6 separate regions of the Homo sapiens genome follow, and all the other regions are linked to region 1. Evidence: chromatin contacts called from ENCODE Hi-C or POLR2A ChIA-PET data. All regions are on one chromosome and are shown on one strand. Each heading gives the region's core, a stretch centred on a gene start or an enhancer-like site at or near the end of the contact. The rest is flanking DNA. Distances are from core to core; before and after follow the strand shown. Region 1 holds the start of FRA10AC1 (FRA10A associated CGG repeat 1). Region 2 holds the start of TCTN3 (tectonic family member 3). Region 3 holds the start of TNKS2 (tankyrase 2). Region 4 holds the start of BTAF1 (B-TFIID TATA-box binding protein associated factor 1). Region 5 holds the start of MARCHF5 (membrane associated ring-CH-type finger 5). Region 6 holds the start of KIF11 (kinesin family member 11).

Region 1 (4,367 bases), core at 875-3,374:
AAAAGAATGCACAGTCATAGTTTATATCAGAATTATTACTTGGTATTATCACCACCATCATCACCCAACTTCCCTCATCCTGACCACATACTTAATATAGTATTTTGTTGCTTTGAGTTACATAGCATTGGTGCACATTTAAATTTTCATATCCATTGAAATAACATATTTTATAAATTAGGAACAACAGGTTCATGCATGTACTAGACACTTGGTATATGATAGAATATATTGTTGTAGTTATTCCACACATTGTCTGTCTTACTAGTCAACCTTCAAGGATAAGGAGTTGCTGTTACATACCTGTAACCCTGATGTCTAGGGCAGTGTCCTGCCCAGAGTAGGCACTGAATAAATGTTTGTGTTTTTTATTGTTGTTGAGCTATAATTGTTAACTTGAGATTTCCTAAGCAGGTGGGTTTTCTATCCTGTATTATTTCTAGTTCAGATCATGCAATCTATGCCTAATATATATTTTCTATTTACTCTTTTTCAGTAACTGCTGTCTCAAAGTAAAAAATGGAAATCTTTGCCTGAATGGACTGGTAGCAACAGATCTGAAATTCTTAGAAATGTTGGAACCAGAAGCTACTTCCCACACAATCCATGAAGTGGGGGAGAGAGAGACAGAGAGAGAGAGAGAAAAGAGAGAAAGAGAGAGAGAGAAACTGGGTCTTATAGAGAGACAGACACAAGTACTACCCAGTTCTCGACCCTCACCAGGTTTGTGGCTTTAGGTTCTGTGCCTCTCTTCCTTATGTGTAAAATGAGGCTAATAACACAGCAGCACAGGGTTGTTGGAAGAGTAAAATGAAGCAACAAACAAGAAGATGCTAGGGATGGTAGAAAAATGCTAATAAATGTCAAATATGGATAGAAAGGAAATTGGATATGAGGTATAGGTCTGTTTAGTTTTATTAACAATAAAATAATTATATATTTAATATATTTACCAAAAAAGAAACTGCTTGACAAAATAATTCCATATACTATAACGTCAAATTGTAAGGCTTCCTATTGCTTTCACTTTTTTTAGTAAAAGTTTTTATTGAAGTATAATCTGATTGCATTTTGGAATAAGTTAATTTACAATAATTTAATTTATCTTATAGCCTTTTAAGATCACATTCAGTGCAATGGATAAAGCAGAATGTATCTATAATTTATTGTCAGGGTTAGAGACTTGAACTGATAAGGATATCGTTATCTACTGTTTAGGGCAAAAGATGTAAAATGACTGTGCATTAAGTGCCAAGGTTTTCTCTAAAAAGGGCCCACTGTAAACGCCAGAAGCGTGCCAGTTCAATTCAACAAATATTTAATTAGCACTTGTGATTTCCAAGGCACCGTTTTGGGTACTGAGGAGGAAGCAAAAAATGAATAGCTGCTAATGCCAGCGAGAGACAAGACATGAACCAAACAACTAGAGTGGAAAGAGTGGGGCGTCGTGATGTAGAAAACGCAAAGCACAGGAAGAACCTAGTGGCGCTTAAAATAATCCAACTTTTCCTGCCTTTTTTCTTCTTCTTTTTAAGATTCTATTTTGGATCCCTTTTCGCATGTGCCAGGTCGCTTGTCGGCAGAGAATCCTCAACCCTGAGAAATCTCTCCTCCTATTCTTTCTTTCCTCACAAATTCGATGAGCTCTTCTGCCATCAGCACTGCTTTTGGAATGGTATCTATTGTGTGGGTGGCGAAACGATGGAGAGATATTTTTGTTCTAATTATGAGAACTGTTTTACTGGGGGAAGGAGGGAGAGGCTGATCTGAAGCGCTGATGAGCTGCTCTGAGAGGATCCTCCGAGGAGGCGTTACTAAGGTTACTAGAGAGAGGACGGCAGGTGATAGGCACGGTAAAACAAAATATATTTTCAAATGAGAGGCGTGGGCTAAGCAGCAAGCAGTGCCAGCGGTACTAGATGCCGGATTCCCTAGAGGGGAAAGGAAGGAGGCCCAGGGAAAAACTGGGAGCCGCGACTTGGCGAAAGCTGGAAGCCTCTTCGTCCCTTTCCGGGCCGTTTCTCCCGCTGCCCTTGTTTCCCGGAGCTGTTCTGGCTGTAGCACAAGGTCGGCGCACTCGGGGGACGGTGCCATTTAGATGTAACACGTGGCCGTGTCGGACCGGAAGTGGTGCCCAGTCGGGACCCGTAGGGAGAGGCGGGTTGCGGGCGGCGGCGGCGGCGGCGGCGGCGGTGGTGGTTGTGGCGAGGCTGTGCGGCAGGGCGCACGGGACCTGTGCTGCAGCGGCTCTCTCAGGCCGTGGGTCGTCGCTGCAGCTGCCGGGAAAGAAGGAAACGACGACTCCGGGGGCGAACTTGGCACACAGGGAGGAAGGGAAAGGGTGTGTGAGGAGGGCTGTGGGTATATTTGGCATCAGGGAGAAGGACCTCAAAACTTGTTTTTCATATAGTACTAGCTGATCGTCGGGTTTTTTTTTGTTTTGGTTTGGTTTTTTTTTTTTTGGATGACAGATTCTGGAGACACCTGGCATCTCCGTTTTTGAGTTTCTCCCCGCTCTTGTCAGTTGATTCGTAGGCCTGAAGTGAGTGAGAGCTTTTTAGTTCAACCAGTGAGTTAAGATAGGTATGGGTCGGATGGAGCGGCCAGCGAATAAAGAAATGGGAGAGTGGGAGCAAGAATAGGAAGTCGTGTCCTGGGGCGAGGGAAAAGATGATGATGATGATGTAACATTTACTGGGTTTCACTGTACAAGACACCGTTAAAACCCTTTAGATGAGGCAACTCTTTTAATCTCCATTCGTATGAGGTCAGCCATCTTACTAGCCTCTTTTTATAAATGAGGACACTGAGGCTTGGAGAGGTTAAGGAACAGGCCCAAAGAAAGACAAATGGAAAGTGCAGAGCCAAGCAGTGAAATCTAGTAGGCTGATCCTAGAATATATCTCTAAACACACTACAGCTGTCCCCCATCAAGATGTAAAGAACGTGAGGACATAGGACAAAGAGTGAGAGGACAATATGGCTTGAACAGATGTGGTAAGACAGCTGGAGTTGACCTAAAAAAGGGTGTAAAATCCAGGTGTGTAAGGCAATAACAGATGTAAGGGAGGGTAGAGTTGGAACTCGGGCTTTCAAACCTTCATCTCCAACCTTAACTAGCATCTTCCTATCTAGGATTTTAGTGGGGCAGAGAAGAGAGGTATATACCCACACACCTATGTTTGAAAATGGAATTACAGACTTTAAAGGTTATTTAAAGATTTAAACAACTTAAAGATTATTTCATGTAGCTATCTTATTTAATAGATGAAGTCCAGGGAGATGAAATGACTTATTCAAGGTAGCCAGGACTAGAAACATGTCGTTTACCCTAGATCCAATGCAATGAAGTTTAGAGAGTTCTTTCCTCTTTTTCCAGCTGCACTTGCTGTCGTTATATTAGTTTTAACAATTTGATATATCATTTAACCTGGACTGTTCCTTCCAGCCATGTAAATTAGTTATGTATGACATCAAATAGTCCATCCTTCCTTCTTAGTGTGTGTTCCAAATTCAGTGCAAAGCTGGAACTAGGAGCTTCTTCCAATACAATTGAGTGGCAACTGAGGTCTTCCAGCATTTCTAAGAATTTCAGTTCTAAAATGAAGTCCCAGCATTTTGGGATGCTGAGGTGGACGGATTGCTCAAGCCCAGGAGTTTGAGACCGGCGTGGGCAACATGGCGAAACCCCTTATCTACAAAAAAAAAATTTTTTTAAGTTTGCCAGGTGTGATTATGCACTCCTGTAGTCTCAGCTACTTGGAGAGGCTGAGGTGGGAGGATTGATTGAGCCCAGGAGGTTGAGGATGTGAGCCATCAAGGCGCCACAGCACTCCAGCCTGAGCAATAGAGCGAGACTCTCCAAAAATAACTGGATAAATAAAATGAAACAAGAGAAAGCTGACTAATCCAAAGGGCAAGGTGGTTTACCTTAAAGAAACTCAAAAGAAAATGGAAATCTCTACATATATTGAAAAAGATTACAGGAAAATTTTCATCAATTGATGATGTACTGTTCACAAATACTGTAATTCTCCTGGAATATAGTAAATCATATTCCAGAGAGGAAATTTGGAGTAATTGAAATTGTGGGCGCAGGAATCAAGTACAGCAGATTAGCCACTTACTGGATTTGTAAATAGATTTACTTAACTTTGATTACTTCATTCCTAAATGAAGATAACTTTCTAACTTGCAGAATTAGAAGTGTTGTTTGTAAAGTATTTAACACAATGTCTAGAACAAAGTTGGTGATAAACACACAGTGATTATTACTACTCTGAATCAAAAGTGAAGGATTGCTAAACCTTGTAAGCAGTCACTGCAGCTTTTAGGCCTGGTTTTTCAGTGAAAAGATCAAAGAGTAG
Region 2 (4,367 bases), core at 829-3,328, 2.0 Mb before region 1:
TAAAATAGTCTCTGATCAGATGTACAATGGAAATTTTATAGAAAGATCATTACATGGTAAATTGGTTGCAAAAAGAAGAAATTTTATAGAAAGAAATACAATCCTGAAATAAAATAAACTAAAAATATTCCTAAGGATTAATTCTAAAGAGTTCAACAAAACAATTTTTAATATATTTTTAAAATATTTAATGCACATCTAACATGTCCCAGACACTGTTCTAGGCATGGGGATATTTCAATGAACAAAACAGACAAAACTCACTATTTTTGGAATTTACATTCTAGTATATACATATGATCATATAATCTGAATAATATGAACTTGGCCTTTTCCTATAGAAATTACTAATAAGGTAAATAAATGTTTTAAGACCAAACACATATCTCCCATAGCTGTCTATCACACAACAACATAAAAACATATTTGAAAATATTTATAACACAGAGAGACTTTTAGCTACTGACTTCAAAACATTAGAAAATAAAGATCTTGTAAGAGAATTCAAGTAAAGTCAAATGTCCTAAAACTTACCTGAGTTAAATGATTCACTTGTAAAGGGAGGTGTTGACCAGATTTTAGGTAAGTGTACTAGATTTTAGATAACTCTTAACAGATGTTAATTTATATACTAAAACTAAATATCCAAAATAATCCAGATGTCAGAACCGTGGACATAGGAAAATACTGGGTCTAGGAGGAGCAATATTTTGATCATCTACAGTCCCACTGTACAATATGGTAGCTACTCACGTCTGTGGTTAACTTTGAATTAATTACAATTTAAAAATTAAAAATTCAGGCCAGGCACAGCGACTCACAGCTGTAATCCCAGCACTTTAGGAGGCCAAGGCGGGAGGGTCACTTGAGGTCAGGAATTCGAGACCAGCCTGGACAACATGGTGAAACCCCATCTCTACTAAAAATAAAAATAAAATTAGCCGGGCGTGGTGGCGCGTGCCTGTCATCCCAGCTACTCAGGAGGCTGAAACAGAAGAATCACCTGAATCCTAGAGGCAGAGGTTGCAGTGAGCTGAGATCACACCACTGCACTCCAGCCTGAGCGACAGAGCGAAACACCGTCTCAAAAAAAAAAAAAAAAAAAAAAATCAGCTCCTCAGTCACGCTAGCCACATTTCAAGCGCACAATTGCCACATAAGGCCGGTGACTACCATGCTGGACAGTGCAGCTACGGTACATTTCCAATACCGAAGGAAAGTCCCATGGCCCGCGCTGCTGTGGGGAATCGGAAGAGGCACGCCATTCCCGGGAAGAACAAAAACCTCCTAGAGAGGCTTAAAAAATTTGCCATTAACACGGGGAAAAAAATCTTCTATTTCCATTCCTCCATCTTATTTTCTCACCTCCTAGACAATGTTTCTTTTTTTTATTCTTTCTCTCCCTATTTTCTCACATTTTTCCTGCCCTTTTTTCTTATTTTTCTCTCACTGCTTTTTCTAACAACAAACATGCAGTCCATCTTTAATGATTTGATGCATTTCTTTAGGGTTTTCAAAATTTCTCAATGTTAAAATGTAAGGAGCTGAATGAACATTATTTCTAATGTGTTTTTTTTTTTTTTAAAAAAGCCATATTTAGAGGAGACTGTTTTTTAAGGTATGTGACCTTAGGTGTGTTTCCCCCACCTGAGAACATTATTCTTCCATAGAAAGGGTTTCTCACCGTTGGAATCCGGGGTGAAAAAAAATTTGCAATTCTAGTTCCGGCCTCTGGGGTTTCCTTGCACCGGAGGCCGGGCTCAGTCCTCTGGGCCGCGAAGTGGGCGCGGAACCTCTCGGTCCGCCGAACTCCTACCGCCACCTAGCGGAAGGAAGGCGCAAGGGCTTCTTCGTCACTGACGGTTGCCAGGCAACGGAGGCACGGCCCGGCCCGCGTTAAGGAGGAGGGCGCAGACCGAAGGACACTGAAAGAGCTGTAACAACCCCACTTTCGATTGGTTGAAGAGCTCTCAGCCTTCTCATGAGCCAATGAGAAGAGGCACGCGGATGGCGTCAGACGCTATGCGACTCCTCCCACCCACGCTCTGGCAATGCGATTGGAGACCGCGGAGGCCTACGTCGGACCCGGAGGCCCTGAATGCCCCATGCGCACCCCACAGCTCGCGCTCCTGCAAGTGTTCTTTCTGGTGTTCCCCGATGGCGTCCGGCCTCAGCCCTCTTCCTCCCCATCAGGGGCAGTGCCCACGTCTTTGGAGCTGCAGCGAGGGACGGATGGCGGAACCCTCCAGTCCCCTTCAGAGGCGACTGCAACTCGCCCGGCCGTGCCTGGACTCCCTACAGTGGTCCCTACTCTCGTGACTCCCTCGGCCCCTGGGAATAGGACTGTGGACCTCTTCCCAGGTGAGGGAAAACGTTGTGGGGGTGGAAACTTACTTCTGAGATCTAAAATTCTGTGAGCAAAGTTGAGCTGCCACAAAGCAGGAGTGGGGCTGTCGGAAGAAGGAGGGTGAGCACCTGGGAGAGTTTGGGGATCTTCATCCCACTCACTCTGTGTCGTACTTTCATAGTCTTACCGATCTGTGTCTGTGACTTGACTCCTGGAGCCTGCGATATAAATTGCTGCTGCGACAGGGACTGCTATCTTCTCCATCCGAGGACAGTTTTCTCCTTCTGCCTTCCAGGCAGCGTAAGGTGAGCTTCGTTGCTCAGACTGAATCCTAAAGGGGTTTGGGGCCTACAACGGGTAACATTTGGATGTAAGAAGAGTTAGTCTTTGTGCCTCCCACCCGTACTTCCACTCCTAGGACATTCCCTTGGTTTTTCCTAGGAATTGCCTTTTCTGATTCTCTAGAGCAGGGCTGGCCAGTAGAATAAGACCTTCGTGTCGTCCTATAGGTGCCCAAGGAGTCCTCTTTGGCATCATCTGGCCGATATTGCTGGGACACTCTTTTTTGGACCTGCCCCGCCCCTTCTAAATATATCTTCTCCCTCCTCTTTCCTCACAGGTCTTCAAGCTGGGTTTGTGTAGACAACTCTGTTATCTTCAGGAGTAATTCCCCGTTTCCTTCAAGAGTTTTCATGGATTCTAATGGAATCAGGCAGTTTTGTGTCCATGTGAACAACTGTGAGTAGAAACATGTTGGTTGTTCTCATTTTCTAACACAGGAGTGTTATATTTTGTCTTCCCTGGCCCACATTGGAAGAAGAATTGTCTTGGGCCACACGTAAAATACACTAACGATAGCTGATGAGTTAAAAACAACAACAAAAAAAAAGCAAAAAAAATGTCAAATGTTTTAAGAAAGTTTACAAATTTGTGTTGTTGGGCTGCATTCATAAGCCGTCCTGGGCTGCATGCGGCCGGTGGGTTGCAGGTTGGACAAGCTTGGTCTAACATTTATTGAGAATTGGCTTTTATTCTGGCCTTTTTTCCATTTCTTTTTTTTAAACTTTTTTTTTTTTTGTCCTTTGAATCTCTACGCCTCTTTCTGCCTCTTCTCTCTTATTACGGAATACATTTGCATTTTTGTTTTTTTTTGAGACGGAGCCTCCACCTATCGCCAGGAGTGCAGTGCAGTGGCACGATCTCAGCTCACTGCAACCTCCACCTCCCGGATTAAAGTGATTCTCCTGCCTTAGCTTCCCGAGTAGCTGGGACTATGGGTGTGTGCCACCATGACCAGCTAATTTTTGTATTTTTAGTAGAGACGGGGTTTTGCAATGTTGGCCAGGATGGTCTTGATCTCTTGACCTCATGGGCCACCCACCTCGACCCCCAAAGTGCTGGGATTACAGGTGTGAGCCACCGCGCCTGGCCACATTTGCAACTTTTTATGTTCTGTTGGCTATGGATCAGAAAACTCATAAAGAACTTTAATTTCAATCATTTTAATCATTCCTCTTAACTCAGATAATCACAGATAGACTATATTCCCCACTTACTACAATCTCCATGAGGGTACTAACTGAATCCCCAGTGCCTAACACATAGTAAGCACCAAATAATGTTTGAATGAACATCTTTGACAAATGAGTCTATGCCAACCTTATTTTCATTTCATGAGGCAACAGTGTAGGAGGAGCATTAGATTAGGATCTCAGTCCTGCCATTTCCTTACCAGCTATACAGACTTGGGCAAATCCCTTAGCATTTCCAGGCTCGTTTCTTCAACTGTAAAGTGAGAAATAATATCATTGGCTTTGTATATGAAAGCGCTCTACAACTGTAGAGTACAATAAAGATTAGAGGTTATTATTATTGGGGATGGTTAGTGGACTTAGAAATTTGCTGGTGATGGCTATAACATTTCTAAAGATATGAAGCTAATCTATCTTTTTAAAATGTCTATGAAGCAAAATAATGTTCCTGCACAAAATGGATTTAAATGTCTCTTGCATCCTGGAAG
Region 3 (4,367 bases), core at 1,206-3,705, 1.9 Mb after region 1:
AGTATATTCTCCATATATTAAGTGAAAAGGTAGCTGGATGCACTTAAAAAGCTTCTCTCTGATGAACCTAAAATTCAGATTAAATTTACAAACCCAATTTTTAAAAAAGTTTCTTATATGATTGAAGTGCAGGACTTCAAAAGCTCTGGTTGAATGAAGAACCCCCACTTCATAATTTTTATTACTCCCTTTTTATACCTTTAACTCTTAATCTGATAACCTATACCTGATAATTTGGGTAAGTTGTGAGGGGTGGGTTGGTTTCCAAAATATTAAGTCTTCCAAACTTGAACAAAATGAAACCTATGTAAAAAATATGCTTTGAAACGTTGGGACAGAACTGAAGGTGGGAAGGCAGAGAAGGAACAAGGTCACTGAGGATCTAATAACATAATCTTACACCTCTAAATATTACTATTTTCAGATATGAACTCACTAATACACCAAATTCTTGAAAGGTAGCAACTAAGATCTTTCTTGGTTATTTTTATCCCACAGATCAAGTGAACAGAATCTAAGTAACCCTACCCTTTGGCTTATGTATCAGTTGATCGTGACAGTTTGCCAAATGAGTTGTTTAAATGTTGACTACATGGTCAAACAGGACAACCTAAATTAGCTGAAGAACGGCAGCACTTACCACCGAAATTTCGGGCAAAAAGGCTAACTAGGTGTGTTTGACTTAAGTATTCTTCCTTCTCTTTCCATTGCCCACAAACCGTTTCTAGTTCTCCCACCTAGGTTCCCTAAACTTTCTTCTTTTTAAAAGACTCCCCAATGGAAATCCAACAAAGGTGCAATTGATCAAAAAAGCATACCTCCTGGTAGTATTTACATTTAAAATCTGGAACAGGTTAAAGCGAACAAATCTCCAATTGGTAGAAAGTGTAAAAGTAATATCTGTGAAAGAGGAAATATTTCTCACTGCTCCTTTTCTCTTCATCAATCTAGCCCCAAAAGAACAGGAGTACTTTAAAAGGTATTCCCCGATTTTTCAAAAAATTGTTTTAAACAATCATGAAATACACAAAACAAAAAACCAGGATTGTCAGAGGTAAGAGGAGGTACTCCCATTTTCAATCACGCATGACTCACCTGAAGTTAGAAACAGTCATCATCTTTCCTACAAGTGAACAGCATGCATGCTTTATGGGAATAAGCTGAATATCCCATCTATGGCTCTTTTAAATTTTTCGACTAAATTTAATATGCTTAAATCATAAAGTGAACCTAATAAATATTAAAATAATGTAATTCAAACGATCTAAATTTCAGAATGAAGCAAGGTTAGTCCCAACTTAAATTCTAGATTCAAGCTAAAGTACTTGCACTATCTTTTCTCTTATACTACCACTTTCCGCCCAACTTGTATGTGTGTGTGTCTAAGGCTTCCCGCACCCAGCCTAAGTCAGGTTTCAGTTCTCCCAAACTTGCCTATTTCCCGTTCTAGTCACTCCAGAAACTTGGTAATGATTGGCTATTCTGATAAACCAATTAACGCTAATGTGTCAACGTCCTATTAAGCTACTCCTCCTAAATTACATCCTTGTATTTTACAAAGTCCTTCAAGACCTTAACCCAAATGGAACTTGCAAGAACGAAAAATTTTGGAGGTAACTGACCTTTTAAATCATAAGGTCTATCAACTACGTCCCCTACTCTTTCTTGTGTGTAGAGGCCTTCTAGGGTAACAAGACCGGAAGTTGGTACAGGTATTGTTGATACTGTAAAACAAAACAAAGCCAAAACCCCAAACCACCCCCAACACCTGGCAAAAAAACCAAACCAAGACAAAACAAAAAACTTCCAGCGAGTGTGGCACGCTCACCCTACCCCTAATCTCCTTAGTCCCCACTGGAAGAGAGCGAGATCACCAGGACCAGAGTCCTGGAGAAAGGTCGGGAGGCGGAGGAGCACTGGTTTCAGACCTGTGGGCCCCGGCTGCGCAGGTGGGGTCTGGAGCGAGGCGAGGGGACGCTGGCCCCGGTTACCTGCGGCGAAGTGCAGCGGGGTGGATTTCCTGCCCGCCGTGTCGCGGCTGTTCACCTTCTCAGGCGTCACCAGCCTCTTGACTCGTTCCACGTCCCCGTTGCGGCACGCCTCGAACAGCTCTCGGGCGGCCGGCTCCACGGCCTCGGCCGCGGCGCTCGCGCAGGCCGCTCCCCCGCCGGCGCAGCGGCGACCCGACATGATCCTGGCCGCCGCCACAGCCAGCAACAGCGCCAGCAACCGGAGCAGGAGCCCCGGCCCCGCGAGCAGGAGGGCGAGGCCCCCCGGAGAAGACGCGCTCAGGGCCCGGGCCGCTTGGCTCCCTGCTGTCACCGGATCCGGCGCAGTCCCATGGCCGCGCCCACGCGCGCCCCTCGCTGGGCTCCCTGCCCCCCGGCTGCCCCGCGGCGGCGGAGGCAGCGCGAATCCGCCGTCCGGGTCCTGAAACGACGCGGCGGCGGAAGCTGGCAAGGCCCCTCCTGCCAGCTCCGTCCAGCCCCGGGAGCGCACGTGACGTCGTCCCGCGCGTGCGCAGTGGCCGGGCACCGGCTGGGCAGGTTTCGGCTAGCGAGGCGGCGCGAAGGGTTTGTGGGAAATGTGAGGCGAGAGGCTTCGGCGGCGGGAGAAGGGGCTTCGTCCCACCGCCATCTTTGCGGTGGGTTCTGCTGAAGCCGAACGATCCTGCATATTGTGTTTTTTGTTGTTGTTGTTTTAAGCCCTGGGCTTTCCAGGCTGAACTTTCTCACTACCATTACACTGAAAAAGAGCCCTTGAAAGTTTTGCTCGGATCTTGCACATTCTTTTGGAAGTCTTACTGTGGAAATTGTCCGTGTTTTCAGCTTCCACATCCCTTTCTCCTGGGAGATTTCTTTTCCGTTTTTTTTACTTTGTCTCTTTTCTTTCCTCCGCAACTGCTTTGTTGTTGTTGTTGTTGTTTCTTGTAAACCACTTCTCAAAAGTGAACTAGTTGCCGTTTAATAGAAGTTTGGATGAACTGCCCCCAAAATAAAGGAAATCCGAACAGTCATGGAAGTTGACTCCAATTGGAGGGATGGCTCTGATCAATTACTCTTTCCACAGTAAGTTATTAGCTCAGGATTGATTAGAGGAACTTTTTGTAAATCAATATTGTACCTGACATGCCTAAAGTTTGGATACACTGAGCATACGCATCTCCAAGAAAGTTTTCTGAGTTATAATCTTTTTCTTTGACCAACAAACAAAAGAAAAGCATATAATTGATTTTCATGCTTAAGATACTGGTGTAGTTTTACACGATAATTCCCCACTACACCCCCTTGTCTTAAACTGAAAGAAAGGTATGCCTATACATACATTTTACTTACAGAAGATGATACATGTTGACCTTTGCCATTCTGAAAAGCATCCCCCCCCCAACCTCCTACCTTAACCTGTTTTTCAGGAAATCCAGTTTTTGTTGGGGAATGTTGACTCACTACAGTGCTAAAAGAGGATGTACACTTTTTTGAGCATTTTTATACATATGAAATTGAAGTTATGGTGCTTATCAATAACATGAACATGCATGAACGAACCTAGGACTAGAACACTACCAATATGATTGCGTTTATCATTTTTCTTCCCATAAATCTGCTATGGTGATCTATGATCAGTGATAAGTTGAAATCACTGTTGTAATTGTTTTGAGGCACCACAAACCACACCCATAGAAGACAGCAATCAATCAATAAATGTGTATGTTCTGACTGCCCCACTGACAGGCTACTCTGCCATCTCTCTCCCTCTCCTGGGGCCTATCTGTTCCCTTAAACACAATAATATTGAAATTAGGCCAATTAAGAACTCTGCAATGGTTTTCTAGGTGTTCAAGTGAAAGGAAAAGTTGCGTATCTCTCACTTTAAATCAAAAGCTAGAAATGATTCATCTTAGTGCAGAAGGCATGTTGAAAGCTGAGATAGGCCCCCTTGCACCAAACAGCCAAGTTGTGAATGCAAATGAGAAGTTTTTGAAGGAAATTAAAAGTGCTACTCCAGTGAACACATGAATGATAAGAAAGTGAAACAGACTTACTGCTGATACGAAGAACGTTTGAGTGGTCTGGATAGAAGGTCAAACCAGCCACAAGATTTCCTTAAGCCAAAGCTGAATCCAGAGCAAAGCCCTAACTGCCTTCAATTTTGTGAAGGCTGAGAGACCTGAGGAAGTTGCAGAAGACAAGTTAAAAGCTAGCAGAGGTTGGTTCATGAAGTTTAAGGAAAGAAGCTGTCTTCATAATATAGAAGTGTAAGGTGAAGCAGCAAATACTGATGTAGGAGCTGCAGCAAGTTAACTAGAACAGGGGTCCCCAACCCCCGGCCCTTGGACCGGTACTGGTCCCTAGCCTGTAAGGAACAAG
Region 4 (4,367 bases), core at 813-3,312, 1.8 Mb after region 1:
ATTCCGTAAAGAGATTAGTGTTGGCTGGGCGCGGTGGCTCACGCCTGTAATCCCAGCACTTTGGGAGGCCAAGGCCGGCGGATCACGAGGTAAGGAGATCGAGACCATCCTGGCTAACACGGTGAAACCCGTCTCTACTAAAAATACAAAAAACTAGCCAGGTGTGGTGGCGGGTGCCTGTGGTCCCAGCTACTTGGGAGGCTGAGGCAGGAGGATGGCCTGAACCCGGGATGCGGAGCTTGCAGTGAGCCGAGATCTCGCCACTGCACTCCAGCCTGGGCTACAGAGCCAGATTCCTTCTCAAAAAAAAAAAAAGAGATTAGCGTTGCCCGAAAATTAGGTTCTTTTTAAACACTTTCATTTTGTCTTTATAAAGCTACATCCAATCCTGTGAAAATGCACAGGTTGCTCTAAGAAAAGAAGTACTCATCTCCTTAAACACTATTACCTGATAAATGTTATATTAAGTTTACATATCAATGCATTTACAATGTATATATTCATGCATTTATATGGGAGGTAACAAATTAGAAGATACACCTTTCTATATTTGCAAAAATGTAAAATGTCACTTGTATTCTCTCAAGGCAGTTTTATTTAAAAAAAAATTTCCTCACATTGAATAGATTATAAAATAAAAATCAGATGCCCCATACTACGGTACCTAGCAACCCCCTTCACCCAACTCCCATGGGCTTCTCCCACACACTATTTCATCAGTCATCTAGGGAGTCTGTAAGGAATGGGTTATCCTTTCCCTTGCAAAACAGATAAAACTTGTGCACTTAATACGCTCAAAGAATGTGTTCAGTTAATTATAAAAAAATGAAAACTATTTGTTTTCATCATTTATTCCTTCAGTCTATATGGTAAAAGAATCCAATTCTCATTAAAAGTTACCATATCAACTCTAAGGAACTTGGTGAATCCATCCGATCACTATCACAGAGGAACTATCCCTTAATTACATGTACAGAGGGTCACCAAATTCCGCTTACAAAAGCTTTCCAACCATTCTATCATACCGGAGGAAAAAGTAATGTTTCTCCTATAGCTATACAAATAAATGTCGTTAGTTTTTCTATAGTTTTCCTGGGCTTTCCTGTTGACAGGCAATATTTCAAAAGAATATAAGATCTGTGATTTATCTTCCACGCCTTAGTTACGGAAAATGATGCTAATACGATAATTGGCTTAAGGTTACAACGCTGACGTTGGAATGTTTACTGCCAAACAAAAGGAGAAATTATACTTAATTTTAAAAAACATCTCAGGAAAGAACATACCCCTAAAAACGTAAATTAAAACTGGTAACATAATTAGACGGTCTCTTAGATAATAGTAATTCAGGTTTCCCCTCCATCGACAGTAACTACCAAGTTTTCCCATGAAATGGAGGTTAGGGACCAGCCTTAGAATACTGAGAAAGATAAGAGACTCCCCTAGAATCGAAAGAGGGAAGAGAAACCAGAGAACAGAAACATGGTGAGGAAAGAGAAAAAACAGCTCTAACGTGCCAAGGGGTCTATTAACAAGAAAAAGGCATTATTGAACCGATTTACCCAGGAGTAACCCGAGCCCAAACCCCCGCCGACCACGGGGCGAACTCCGAAGTCTACTGAAGAAAGCTCCAGAGCCCAGTGACAATGAGAACCGCTCTTCTCTAGGAGTGGGGGCTCTAAGAGGAGACCATGCCTTCCCTGAATCGCCTTCCAGTTTGCTCGTCAGGAGCAAGACCCACCTGGAGACCGCCATGGCCGGGCGCCGGCGGTTCGGAGCTCCCCGCGACCTACGCGCCGCGCAGCTGAGGCGCTAGTTTCCAGAGAGCTGAGCGGCGCAGGCCCAGGCCGCGGAGCACAGGGGAGCGGCCGGTGCGGCGTGGGGCGTTCCAGCGCAGGCCCTCGGGCATCTGCCCTGCCGCCTACCCGAGCTCGTCCCCGCGGCGGCCGGTAAGCAGGGGTCCAAGACGGTAGCGGAGGCGGCAGTCCTCCGACCCGCACGACTTCAAACCGGGTACCCTCAGCTCCGCTCTTTGCTGACGCGGGCGTCGGCACGCACAACTGAGCGTCAGCGCGCCGGAAGTGACGTAAGCTCACCGACAGGAGCTTAGCTCGGCGCGAGCGCCTTTGGTTTGGCGGCACGCGCCTAAATAAAAGCGCTTTGTGCTGATGTGGAGAGGGTGTCTAGTCTTAAAACTAGGGAAGGAGGTGAAGTAAGGGTCCCCTTATTTGACAGAGAAGGAAAAAGGCGATTTAGTCCAAGTCCTGGAACTTCGAAAGCTTGGTTTCTAATTCCACACTACCCAGATTCTGCTTCCCACCGTACTGCATCTAGGAAGCAAGATCAGAAGGACCTTAACATGCTCTTGTCCAGGTGGTGAAGCCAGTGGGAGGAGTGAAAGCAAAAAGTCGCTATGACACTGAAGAAATGGCTCAGATGTTTGTCATTATTTGCCAGAAGTTCTGCCTAGGTATTGGAGAGAAGGTCTTCTGACCAACGATTTTGCCAAGTTTGATTTCTCAATTGTTTATGTTGTTTGTACCATCATTTTCTCAGCCAGCCAGATTTGAAAACTACCATTTTTAAATTTTTGTTCCTTTGGGGGACTTATCTGGCTTTTCAATATTTTTAAGTTCATTAGGCTTTTAAACACTTCTGCCAGGCCCTTATCATCTTACACTTGATTTTTTTTTTTTGACCGAGTTTCGCTCTGTCGCCCAGGCTGGAGTGCAGTGGCGCGATCTCGGCTCACTGCCAACCTGCGCTTACCGGGTTCAAGCGATTCTAAATGTGCCTCAACCTCCCGAGTAGCTGGGAGGCACACGAGCCCCACGCCGGGCCAATTTTTTGTATTTTTTAGTAGAGACGGGGTTTCGCCATGTAGGCCAGGCTTGTCTCCTGCTCCTGGCCTCAAGTGATCTGCCCGCCTCGGCCTCCCAAAGTGCTGGGATTACAGGTGTGAGCCACTGCGCCCGGCCCTTAAACTTGATTTTTATGCTAGTAGTCAAAATAATATTTCTCCAATTTTCAGTTCAGCCCATTTTATAGGCCAACAGATTAATCTTCAAAAAACCTCACTGCTTTTTATCATGTCGCTCCTATGCTTATAAAGCATGTCCATTGGCTTCTCATTACCTGAAGAGGCTATGTCTCAATCCTTGAGTCTGTTTTTCATCTGTAAAATGAGGCTAATGAGAAGTACTGCAGAAGATTGTGGGAATAAAATGAGGTCATGAATCTAGAAGAGCTTACAAGAACTTTGTAAACCATAAAGTAGTATATATGTATGTAAAGAGAAAGAAACTAACAAGTACCTGCTGTGTGCTGGGCACATGACATGCATTATCCATATAATTTGTAGGGAAGCCTTGAAAAGTTAGTTTTAATCTTCGTAGACAAGGAAACTAAGCTCAGAAAGGTTAAGTAATTTGCCTCAAGATTCAAGCTAGTAATAATATTTATTGTCCAGTCATTCAACAAATGTTTGTCACCTCTCTGTATCAGAAACTCTGCTTGGCGGTGTTCATGCTATTAAAATCTAATCAAGTTGATGTTCAAGATATCTTTACATTTTCACTTTAGTCACCTACTTGCCTCATCAGTTTATCTCCCACCATTCAATAACAAGCAGATACTTTTTACTGATCGTGTACAGCAATCATTTAGCCAAAATTAAGCACCTACCATATGAGAGACTGGAACTTCTGAAGAAACCAGAACAGACAAGGTGCCTACTCTGGTTGAATTTACATTAAAAGGAAAGGAAAAAGAAAATAGATAAACATTGAAAATATATTTATGTGCTATGTAAAGAGAATGATGGAATTAATGGTATGATTAAAGACCTACTCTTACTGGGTAAATCAGGGAAAAACAGGATTAGCTTAAGCTGAGCCCTAAATGACAAGAGGTAGCTAAATGTGTGACAATCTGGGAGCCTTCCAGGAAGAGGGTATACGTAGTGCAAAGGCGTAAGAGAAGTCTGCTCTGTTGGGAAATGAGATGGGAGAAGTAGAAAGGGATCATCGTAAGGAATTTGGACTTTGCTCCATATGAAGTAGAAAGTCATAGAGTTTTAAGCAAGTGAGTAAAATGATCTTAGTTATATTTTTTAAATCTTTTTATTATCAGATAATTGGGTATATAGTCTAAATGGCATTAGAAGAGAGGAAAGGACTGGTGGTGTAGATTTGTAAAGGATAGTGTAATAATCAAATATATTGATATTGGACCGGCTTGTTTTTAAATCCTTTCTCACCACACTGAATCGCAGTGTCTCCAGGGGGAATTTTAGAACCTCTCTAAGCTTCATCTGGGAAATGAGGATAATAATAGTACTCATAGGGTTGCGGTGATGATTAAATTAA
Region 5 (4,367 bases), core at 920-3,419, 1.4 Mb after region 1:
CCCAGGAGTTTGAGACCAGCACAGGCAACATGGCAAAACTCTGGCTCTATAAAAATACAAAAAATTAGCTGGGCATGGTGGTATGTGTTGTGGTCCCAGCTACTAGGGAGGCTGAGGTAGGAGGATCACCTGAGCCTGGGAGGCGGGGGTTGCAGTGAGTTGAGATCATGCCAATGCCACTGCCACTGCCACTGCATTCCAGTCTGGGCAACAGAGACCCTGTCTCAAAAAAAGAAGAAAAAAAGTCACTATGTAAAAATGAAAAGCAGGAGGCCCTCAAAGGAAAAAAATTAACTACAAAATACCCCACATCAGAACAGGGTCTCAACAGAATAGAACTGGCAGTGGCAGGTGGTTTCCTCTGGGCATATTTTAATTTGCCACAATTTGCCAATTTACAATGAAAGGAAAACCTGGTAAATTATCAGACCCCCTAGACAACTGGGGAAACTGACAAATAAGTTTGTGCATTAGTTCATACAACAAATACTTACTGATTACCTACTGAGTACCAGGCTCTGTTCTGGGATTCAAGATAAACAATAGTAAGTTTCTGCTTCCAAGAGCTTATAAACCACACACATATCACACACATATATATATAAAGCAGTCAATACAATTGTCAGGATGTTGACCTGAAACAAGGGCTGGATGAATCACCAGTTATCTCAACTGAAAAAAATCAGTGACATAATTCCTATTAACTGAGATGGCTCAAAATTCTAAGCTCCAAAAAAATGTCTGTCACTCTGGAAGGATGTGTACCCTTGGGTCATTTGTGTTCTGGGTGTGGCAGGCCCAAAAGCATTTAACTGGGTATAAACTCAATTAAGGGAGGGCCTTCATTTAACACCTTACAGTTGGAATTTTACTGAGTACAAAGAGTTGGTACCACCTGCTGAAATGGGTGGCAAGTGGTGTCTATTGAGAATTGTAAGCAACCACAAACATCATGAATTAGCTTGTACAACTTGCTATGCCAGGAAGTAAGACTTGGCTCGGGGGAAATGTGGATCTAGAGTCTCCAAAAACTCATGGTAGGACCCACGGACCAGAATTTCAACAGCAGAGGGCGGTGCACCCGACTTCACAAAGAGTTTTACCGACTGGGGCCCCCCAAGAATGGGCAACTGGACTCCTGTACGAGCTGAAACGTCTTCAATGAACTCAACGATCGTCAAGTACACTAAATGTTCAGCGTTGGACTCATTTGGCTGTTTTCCATAACCTCTACTCTGGTCTGACCGTTAAATCTCCCTTGCGGATACTCTGACCTTACAGTTCGGAGGTGGGGACGGGATGGGGCGGGGGGGACGGGGGGTGCGGGTTCAGGGAAAGTGGGAGAATGAAATCAGCCTATCAGGCTTTCCAAAAGAATGCTTATCATTGGTTCTCAGACAGAGACTTAAAATTATAAGGGGGTCATTCCCCTGAAAGATAACCCGGTTCTTGCCAGTGACATCGCTGACAAACACTTCACAAGTTGGGGAGGGGGAAGGGGGAGGGGAAGAGGGTAAGGAAAACTAATTTTGTGGATTAACAGGAGTCCCTCTCAGGTCAAAACGGGGTTCCAAGGAAACCAGACGCCACTCCTTAGCTAAGTTTCACCCAAAGTCTACGACCCAGGCCGCTCGCTCTGTCCTCCCCCAGGTCTAGACTCCAAACTTTTTGCCCCTCTCACGGCCCCCTGGCCGTGGAACTCCTCCCGGCACGCCGGGTTCTGCTCACCAAGAGCCTCGAGGGCGGGCGCGGGCAGGGCCAGAGCGAGGGTCGGCGGCTCCCGGTCCCCCCCACAGCTGCCCGTACCTGTCCAGCATCTGCTGTAGGGCTTGGTCCGGCATCTTCCGCGGAGCCGGCGCACACGGCCTTCCCCAGTGGACCCGCTCAAGGCCAGGCCCAGGGACAATAGCACTGAGAGGCGGCGGAGTAGGCCGCAGTCCGGCGGCAGCCGCGAACCCGTCACCCAGCTTCCCGGGGCAGCTCCGCTAGCCTGGCGGCGGCGGTGCAGGGCCTGCGGGAGTCCGGCGGAGGCGGCGGAGAGCGAGGAGGAGGAGCCTGAGGCGGGGAGGCGGCGATCGCGGCCCGGGTTCCCGTCCGTCGGCCCGAGGTTCCGGTCCATGGACCGCGGGCGCCGAGTTGCTGCCGGCGGAGGAGCTACCTTTGTGAGGTAAGAGTCGCCGCCTCCGTGCGCGCCAGGGTTACGACGCAGGGCGGCCCAGAGCAGCCTGGGAGATGTAGTCTTCGGACCGTCTCCACTAGAGGCTGCACAGCCCGCCCGGACCAACGCCTCCGCGCCTGCCGCCGTCTGGCCGGCGCCCTCCCGTTTCCTTCCTCCAGGGGGAAAAAATGTCTTTCGGGCCGCTTTCCAGGAAGCAGCAGGATGCGCCGCTCCACTGTCGGTAGCAACAAGGTCAGCCCTCCCTGCCTGTTTGTTTTTGCCTCCGCTCTTGCCCTCAGGTGGGACCGAGCCAGGTGAGGGGAGGGGGCTGAAGGGCCATTTCTTATCAGGGTCCCCGGCCCCGGCCGTGGCGTCGGGGCGGTCAGTGGCGGCAGTGGGGGTGGCAGAAACTCCTTCCGAAGCCCCCGGCGCTGGAGCCAGCCTCTCCTGCGGCAGAGCCCATTTTGGGGGAATTACACCACCTCCGCGAGGGGTCGGTTGGTTTGGTGCGTGAGGTTCTTCTTGAGGGGGCGGGCAAATAGGGACTGCCTGGACCAGACAGCTTCCACCCGAGTCTCTCTGTGTGTTTGGGGCTGGGGAGTTGGGGGAAGGAAAGATGATTCTCTCCCTCTCCAGGAACCTTCTCAAATGTGCCTGGGCTTTCCAGGGCTCGCCGACAGTCTCCAAATGGAACACGTTGGTGAATAAACAGCTCTTGCTTACTCAGCTGTGGGTTGTCAGGGATGTTTGTTTCTCTCTCTGCTGCTGGTCACTGTTAACCGTTTCTAGTCGCGTTGACACCTTCAAGCAGGTGGATTGGGAGTGGCGGGGGTGGGGAATCAAAAAGGAGAAATCATCAGTCACTCCTTGGGTCAGCTTCTGACGTTCGAGGGATAGCTTTGGCGGGAGGAAAGAGCTGTCGGCTCAAACGAATGCGTTTTTTGGACGACCTGTGGCGTTTTCTCTAGGGCTGTGATTGGTAGGACGCTGGTAGTTTTCCCTTGATTATGTCTAATATCTGCTACAAGGTGTTTGATTTTTTAAAAAATGAAAATGTGTTTTTAAAGCTCTTTTTATATGTAGAATTTTACAATCAACTTTTCATTATCTGTTCAAAATTTGCGAAGTATATTTGAACTAGAGTGTTCATTGCTGGGAAAAAACAACAAACCCAAAAAATGTGACCAGAAGCTTACTTGGCCTCCAATTTTTGAAATATGTTTTTGAGAAACAGCACCCACCCCCCCCCACCACACACATACACACACACTCCTCCTAGGGAAAGAAAATGAGTATTTAGTTTAATCGGGGTGTCTAATATTTTATATATATTTGTATTATATATAATATATATGTATTATATAATATATAATACATTTATAATATATAATACATATATACATTTATAATATATAATACATATATATATATATATATATATATATTTTTTTTTTTTTTTGGTAGAGACGCGGTCTCGCCATGTTGCCCAGGCTGGTCTTGCAACTCCTGGGCTCAAGCGAGCCACCCGCATTGGTCTCCCAAAGTGTTGGGATTACAGATGTGAGTCACCGCATGTGACCAGTGTCTAATATTTTATTTAATTAATTCATTTATTTAATTAATTCATTGATTTTGAGAGATGGAGTCTTGCTCTGTTGCCCAGGCTGGAGTGCAGTGGCGCTGTCTTGACTCACTGCAAGCTCCACTTCCTGACTTCAAGTGATCCTTCTAGCCTCAGCTTCCCAAGTAGCTGGGACTACAGGTGTGTGCCACCACACCCAGCTAATTTTTGTGTTTTTTAGTAGAGATGGGGTTTCACTATATGTTGACCAGGCTGGTCTCGAACTTCTGACCTCAGGCGATCAGCCCGTCTCGGCCTCCCAAAGTGCTGGGATTACAGGGGCGAGCCACCGCGCCTGGTCTATTTTATTTTTTTGAGACGGAGTCTCGCTGTGTTGCTCAGGATGGAGTGCAGTGGCACTATCTTGGCTCACTGCAGTCTCCTCCTCCGGGTTCAGGTGATTATCGTGCCTCAGCCTCCGGAGTAGCTGGGATTACAGGCTCGCACCACCATGCCTGGCTAACTTTTGTATTTTTGGCAGAGGCAGGGTCTCACCATGTTGACCAGGCTGATCTTGAACTGATCTCAGGTGATCTGCCTGCCTCGGCCTCCCATAGGGCTGGGATCATAGATGTGAGCCACCGTGCA
Region 6 (4,367 bases), core at 874-3,373, 1.1 Mb after region 1:
CCCCATCTCTACTAAAAATACAAAAATTAGCCAGGCATGGCGGTGTGCGCCTGTAATCCCAGCTACCTGAGAGGCTGAAGTGGGAAAATTGCTTGAATCCGGGAGGCGGAGGTTGCAGTGAGCTGAGATTGCACCACTGCACTACGGCCTAAGAGAGCGAGACTCCGTCTCAAAAAAAACTGATAAACCACATGTGATCTGCAAAGCCTAAAGTATTTAAATAAAATAAATATTTATTTCTCTGGGCCCTTTACAGAAAAGGCTTACCAACCCCTGAGGACCTCGCAACTCATAAGTTGCCTATTTACTAAAGCTTAATGCTTAATGACAGACGCACCAGGAAGGCTATTTGAAAGAAAAAGGCTAATCTGAAAAAAAAAATCTCTTTACACAAAAATTATTGTAAATATTAGACACAAGCAAAGAACTATTCTATTCATTGGTGATAAAGTAAATCTCTTCTAAGACTTGAAATGTATACGGATCATAAACATCAAGTTCAAGATAATGGTTAACAGTGGCTGGAGGAAAAGGGATGGAGAGGGAAAAGGGGGGCTCCAGCAATGATTGTTTTGTTTCTTAATCTGGGTGATGAATATACAAATGTTTATTACATTGTTCTTAATAACTTTTTGTAAGTCTGAAATATTTTGTAACTAACATTAAAAAAGAAATTAAATAAATGCATACGGAAAAGGTAATATTGCCTGGTTTTATTAAACAACCAAAATAATTTTAAAATTTGCACTTGTTATATGCACTGCATTTTTAAATAAAAATCTTCAAACAACTAACTACTAACAGAAGCCCCAGAGTACAACAACTAGTAAGTGTCACTGGCTAGACTTAAGATTGCCACCCAATTTCCTCTCTGACACCTTGTTTAGAAACCTAGTCATCACCTTCGATATCCACAATTCAAGTTACCAGGGCTGAGTAAACAATAGCCTAAGAAAGTTTGTTGATACAAGTTTTTCTAAAAAATAACCTTTTAATTTTAGAATACTTTGGGGTTTACAGAAAAGTTGCAACAGCAACTGTTAACAGCCACAAAAACGGACACACAAAACACACATACTCAGTAAACTGTGGAGAGCCTCTAAAAAGTTGAATAAATCAATTCTAACTAAGCAGCAGTTTCTAGCTTATTTTAAAATTGGGAAGTTATTTGGAAACCAGTCAGGGGAGGGCCGAACACCCCTCCACATCCCTTTATCTCGAAATATCCGTTTAGTTTGGTCTATGAACAAACACGCAGATGAAAGGGAAAACTGCAGCACAATCAGAAATTTACACTAGCTTAACTTGTCTTGATCTTTTAAAAAACATAAACTCACTTTATTAATTTTTAATGTTTAAAGACAGAGATGTTTACTTGTTTAGTAGGGATGCAGAAAATATTGCATCTAGAATAAAGAGAACAGTGATTGATTGCTTTTTAGAGGTAATAATACCAACGTAAGTGCTTAACCATCTGCAAAATAGGTATTCAGTCTTACTTCCAAACTGACAAACTACATGAAGTAGCATATAAAAGTGACACCTACATCTTTATTGACTATAGTTTAAACATAAGAACGCACTTTTCAGTATGGAACAGTGATCAAATCAAACATGTTATTTTCTCCTAAAAACCACATACACACAGCAACCGGGTGTCATTTTTATTGAACAGAACGCGGAGAACCAAGAAACTGGGACCCTCAGGAAATGCAAATAAAATCCCTCTCCCTGGACCGCGCAGTAGGGGGCCCAGCAGCGAAGCCGCAGCGCTCGGAATCCTGTCAGCCCTCTCCCTACCTGCATCTCACCACCACCTGGATGTTCTTCCCCTTCTCCTCTTTCTTCTTCGCAGACGAATTTGGCTGCGACGCCATGACGGTCCCCGCCAAAAAATCAAGGCCCGGCCGCGGACCTGGGCGCTGTGAGGGGCGGAGGGGCTTGGCGGCCGACAGGGGCCGGAGTCTCCCTGGTCCCTCTCGGGCGCTGGCGTGGCCTGGAGGACCGACGCACGCAGGTCGGCGTCCCCGCTCTCTACCCGGTACTCTGGCCGTGGCGTTTGTCCCGCGCCAGTCGGAGCCGCCAAATCACTAATCTCGTCTCCGCCCGAATCCCCAGAAACTAAGCAACGACTCGGCGCCTCAATTTGAAAAAGAGACAGAGTAGCCGGACCAATGGCTGCGCTGGCGCGCAAGGCACCATGGGATGCAGTATCCTCACTGGAGCCCCGCCCCCGGAGCGTGGCCTACGGGAACGTAAAGAGGTGGTCTGTCTGCTTGCTCCGGAACTTGGTAGTCCAGAGCCGAGACGCTAGAATTGAGTGTGGAACTTTTAGCGTAGCGTGGCTCAACTTACATAACGTCCCTAGCCCAAAATTCCCTCAGCTGCAGAGAGGAAATAATAGTAACCATCTCAGAGGGTTAGGGTGAGAATTAATGAGCTTGTGGAAGTAAATAGATTGGAATATATGGTAAGCACTCGCCATGATTATAATTATTAGAGAATTGTAAGAGAGGGCAGTAGAAGCACAGAAGAGAGGTCCAAAGCGAGCCGCCATCCCGGAGGCAGAGACCAGAATAGTCTTTGTGTGTGTGTGTGTGTGTGTGTGTGTGTGAGAGACGGAGTCTTGCTCTTGTCACCCAGGCTGGAGTGCAGTGGCGCGATCTCGGCTCATTGCAACCTCCGCCTCGCAGGTTCAAGCGATTCTGCTGCTTCAGCCCCCGAGTAGCTGGGATTACAGGTGCGTGCCACCACGCCCGGCTAATATTTGTATTTTCAGTAGAGATGTGGTTTCACCATGTTGGCCAGGCTGGTCTCGAACTCCTGACCTCAGATGATCCACCCGCCTCGGCCTCCCAAAGTGCTGGGATTACAGGCGTGAGCCACCGCGCCCGGTCCAGAATAGGCTTGAAGAATAATTAATGTTGGGGCCCGGTGGCTCAGGCCTGTAATCCCAACACTTTAACGGGCCGAGGTAGGACGATAACTTAAGTTCCAGGAGTTTGAGACCAGTCTGGGCGACATAGGGAGACCCCCCTCCCCGCGCCTCCCAACGGGTCTCAACAAAAAATAGAGGGGAAAAAATAGCCTGGTGTGGTGATGCGTGCCTTTTGGTCCCATCTACTCGGGATGCTGAGGAAGAAGGATCGCTGAACACGGGAGATAGAGGCTGCAGTGAGCCGGGATTATGTCGCTGGATTACTCCAGCATAGGCGACAGAGCAATGCCCTTTCTCAAAAAGAAAATAATAATAATAATAATTAGGAAGTGTTAAGCGATAAGGCTACTACAGGTTCCAAATCGTGATGAAATGGACACTGGACGCCATTTGGAGGACTCTGAATTTATCCTTTAGTCATCATCTCTAAGTGACTCCAGGCAAGAAAGCAGGGTCCGCCTCGATTTTAGAACGACTGCACTGACCGAGTGACGCAGGCCGCGGGTGCGCTGCGCTCCCCGTTTCTGCGCGGCGCAGCGGGCGGTGGCATCTCAAGGAAGCTGCGCAAACATCCGCCGCCCCGGCCTACGGATCCCAGCATGCAGCGCTCGCTGGGGCCTGCGCGCCGTCGGTCACCTCCGGCCTGCTGCGGGAGAACTTTTCGGCGTCTTGGCAGTGCCTGGCGTGACTCGACCGCTGTAGGTGTGGTACGCCGCACCAGGAAATACTGAAACAGGAGCCTATTGTTATGAATAACTTTTAAAATCTTAAGGAAATTGAACACTTGAACAAAGGATTTTTAGCAAAGCAATTTTATTTTTGCGCAGAGGGGTGCCTTTTTGGCCAGTCGCCTTGAGAGCACACCTGAACAAAGGGGCAGGAGTCTATTTTTGACGCAAGTCCTGCCCCTGTATCTTTTTCCCATTGGCTGGGGTCGGGTCGTATAATCTAAACTAATCCCGGTTGGCTAAACATTTGATTTTTTTTAGCTAAGGTGGGTACTTAAAAGAAAGCGGACAGGAAAGGGGAAGGGGTGTCTGTAATGAGCTAAAAAGTTAGTCCCTTCAAATAAGGAAAGGAATGTGAGCTGGTATTGATAAGGCCTAGTATTGTGGCGTGCCTGGGCATTTAACAAAAGCAAAAAAGGAGAAAAAGAGAAAAAAGGGAGGGTACTATGAATTAAAGAATAAAAGATTGATCGGGTTATTTGAAGAGAAACATCATATCCCACACTATGTTGTAGTCGGTTCCTGGAACTGCGCTTCTGGCCCACACAACCCATGGGAACCTAAATGTCGTGTTAGTCTATTAAGTAACAACCCGGTGTAGTGGAAAGCTCTGATGTCCTTTTTGTGTTCCTCCACTTGCTAATCCCCTACATGCGCCCCCCCGCACAACCCGCCCCAAGGAAATAACTGCATCTACAGCT

Evidence for each region. Hi-C counts contacts between places; a loop is a spot of excess contacts on that map. ChIA-PET counts read pairs that join two places held with the same protein, here RNA polymerase II (POLR2A). Pooled maps may share reads with other maps.
Region 2: a map of naive thymus-derived CD4-positive, alpha-beta T cell shows a loop between it and region 1 (15-fold over the local background). The contact joins the promoter of TCTN3 here to the promoter of FRA10AC1 in region 1. A Hi-C loop is called at or near these places in 2 of 168 maps with a recorded cell type or tissue (CD4-positive, alpha-beta memory T cell and naive thymus-derived CD4-positive, alpha-beta T cell) and 5 of 50 pooled maps.
Region 3: a loop to region 1 is called in a map of B cell, with 12 times the contacts of the local background. The contact joins the promoter of TNKS2 here to the promoter of FRA10AC1 in region 1. A Hi-C loop is called at or near these places in 3 of 168 maps with a recorded cell type or tissue (B cell and naive thymus-derived CD4-positive, alpha-beta T cell) and 13 of 50 pooled maps.
Region 4: a loop to region 1 is called in a map of CD4-positive, alpha-beta memory T cell, with 14 times the contacts of the local background. The contact joins the promoter of BTAF1 here to the promoter of FRA10AC1 in region 1. A Hi-C loop is called at or near these places in 1 of 168 maps with a recorded cell type or tissue (CD4-positive, alpha-beta memory T cell) and 12 of 50 pooled maps. POLR2A ChIA-PET finds 5 or more read pairs at or near these places in 1 of 52 experiments (CD4-positive, alpha-beta memory T cell).
Region 5: a map of B cell shows a loop between it and region 1 (12-fold over the local background). The contact joins the promoter of MARCHF5 here to the promoter of FRA10AC1 in region 1. A Hi-C loop is called at or near these places in 2 of 168 maps with a recorded cell type or tissue (B cell and naive thymus-derived CD4-positive, alpha-beta T cell) and 10 of 50 pooled maps.
Region 6: a map of B cell shows a loop between it and region 1 (12-fold over the local background). The contact joins the promoter of KIF11 here to the promoter of FRA10AC1 in region 1. A Hi-C loop is called at or near these places in 6 of 168 maps with a recorded cell type or tissue (B cell, CD4-positive, alpha-beta T cell, CD4-positive, alpha-beta memory T cell and 3 more) and 15 of 50 pooled maps. POLR2A ChIA-PET finds 5 or more read pairs at or near these places in 1 of 52 experiments (CD4-positive, alpha-beta memory T cell).

Annotation. Positions count from the first base shown.
Region 1 is chr10:93,700,349-93,704,715 of GRCh38, reverse strand. FRA10AC1 (FRA10A associated CGG repeat 1) reads left to right here and starts at 2,124. Exons shown (of 14, transcript NM_145246.5): 1 at 2,124-2,341. RefSeq lists an enhancer at 1,836-2,135.
Region 2 is chr10:95,691,638-95,696,004 of GRCh38, reverse strand. It overlaps TCTN3 (tectonic family member 3), which reads left to right and starts at 2,078. Exons shown (of 14, transcript NM_015631.6): 1 at 2,078-2,361; 2 at 2,529-2,652; 3 at 2,967-3,085. The coding sequence starts at 2,106. It also overlaps a transcript of ENTPD1 not described here. RefSeq lists enhancers at 1,118-1,619, 2,094-2,373.
Region 3 is chr10:91,796,514-91,800,880 of GRCh38, reverse strand. TNKS2 (tankyrase 2) reads right to left here and starts at 2,455. Exons shown (of 27, transcript NM_025235.4): 1 at 1,992-2,455. The coding sequence starts at 2,190. TNKS2-DT (TNKS2 divergent transcript) reads left to right here and starts at 2,590. Exons shown (of 2, transcript NR_108071.1): 1 at 2,590-2,644. RefSeq lists a silencer at 2,087-2,496 and an enhancer at 2,577-2,746.
Region 4 is chr10:91,921,465-91,925,831 of GRCh38, reverse strand. It overlaps BTAF1 (B-TFIID TATA-box binding protein associated factor 1), which reads right to left and starts at 2,062. Exons shown (of 38, transcript NM_003972.3): 1 at 1,742-2,062. The coding sequence starts at 1,755. RefSeq lists enhancers at 1,520-1,719, 2,330-2,439, 2,787-3,320 and a silencer at 1,780-2,079.
Region 5 is chr10:92,288,969-92,293,335 of GRCh38, reverse strand. It overlaps MARCHF5 (membrane associated ring-CH-type finger 5), which reads right to left and starts at 2,169. Exons shown (of 6, transcript NM_017824.5): 1 at 1,807-2,169. The coding sequence starts at 1,841. It overlaps CPEB3 (cytoplasmic polyadenylation element binding protein 3), which reads left to right and starts at 2,258. Exons shown (of 10, transcript NM_014912.5): 1 at 2,258-2,410. RefSeq lists enhancers at 1,229-1,807, 2,755-2,964 and a silencer at 1,945-2,194.
Region 6 is chr10:92,590,886-92,595,252 of GRCh38, reverse strand. It overlaps KIF11 (kinesin family member 11), which reads right to left and starts at 2,123. Exons shown (of 22, transcript NM_004523.4): 1 at 1,801-2,123. The coding sequence starts at 1,877. RefSeq lists silencers at 1,719-1,788, 1,869-1,918 and enhancers at 1,386-2,137, 2,239-2,288, 2,319-2,508, 3,319-3,408.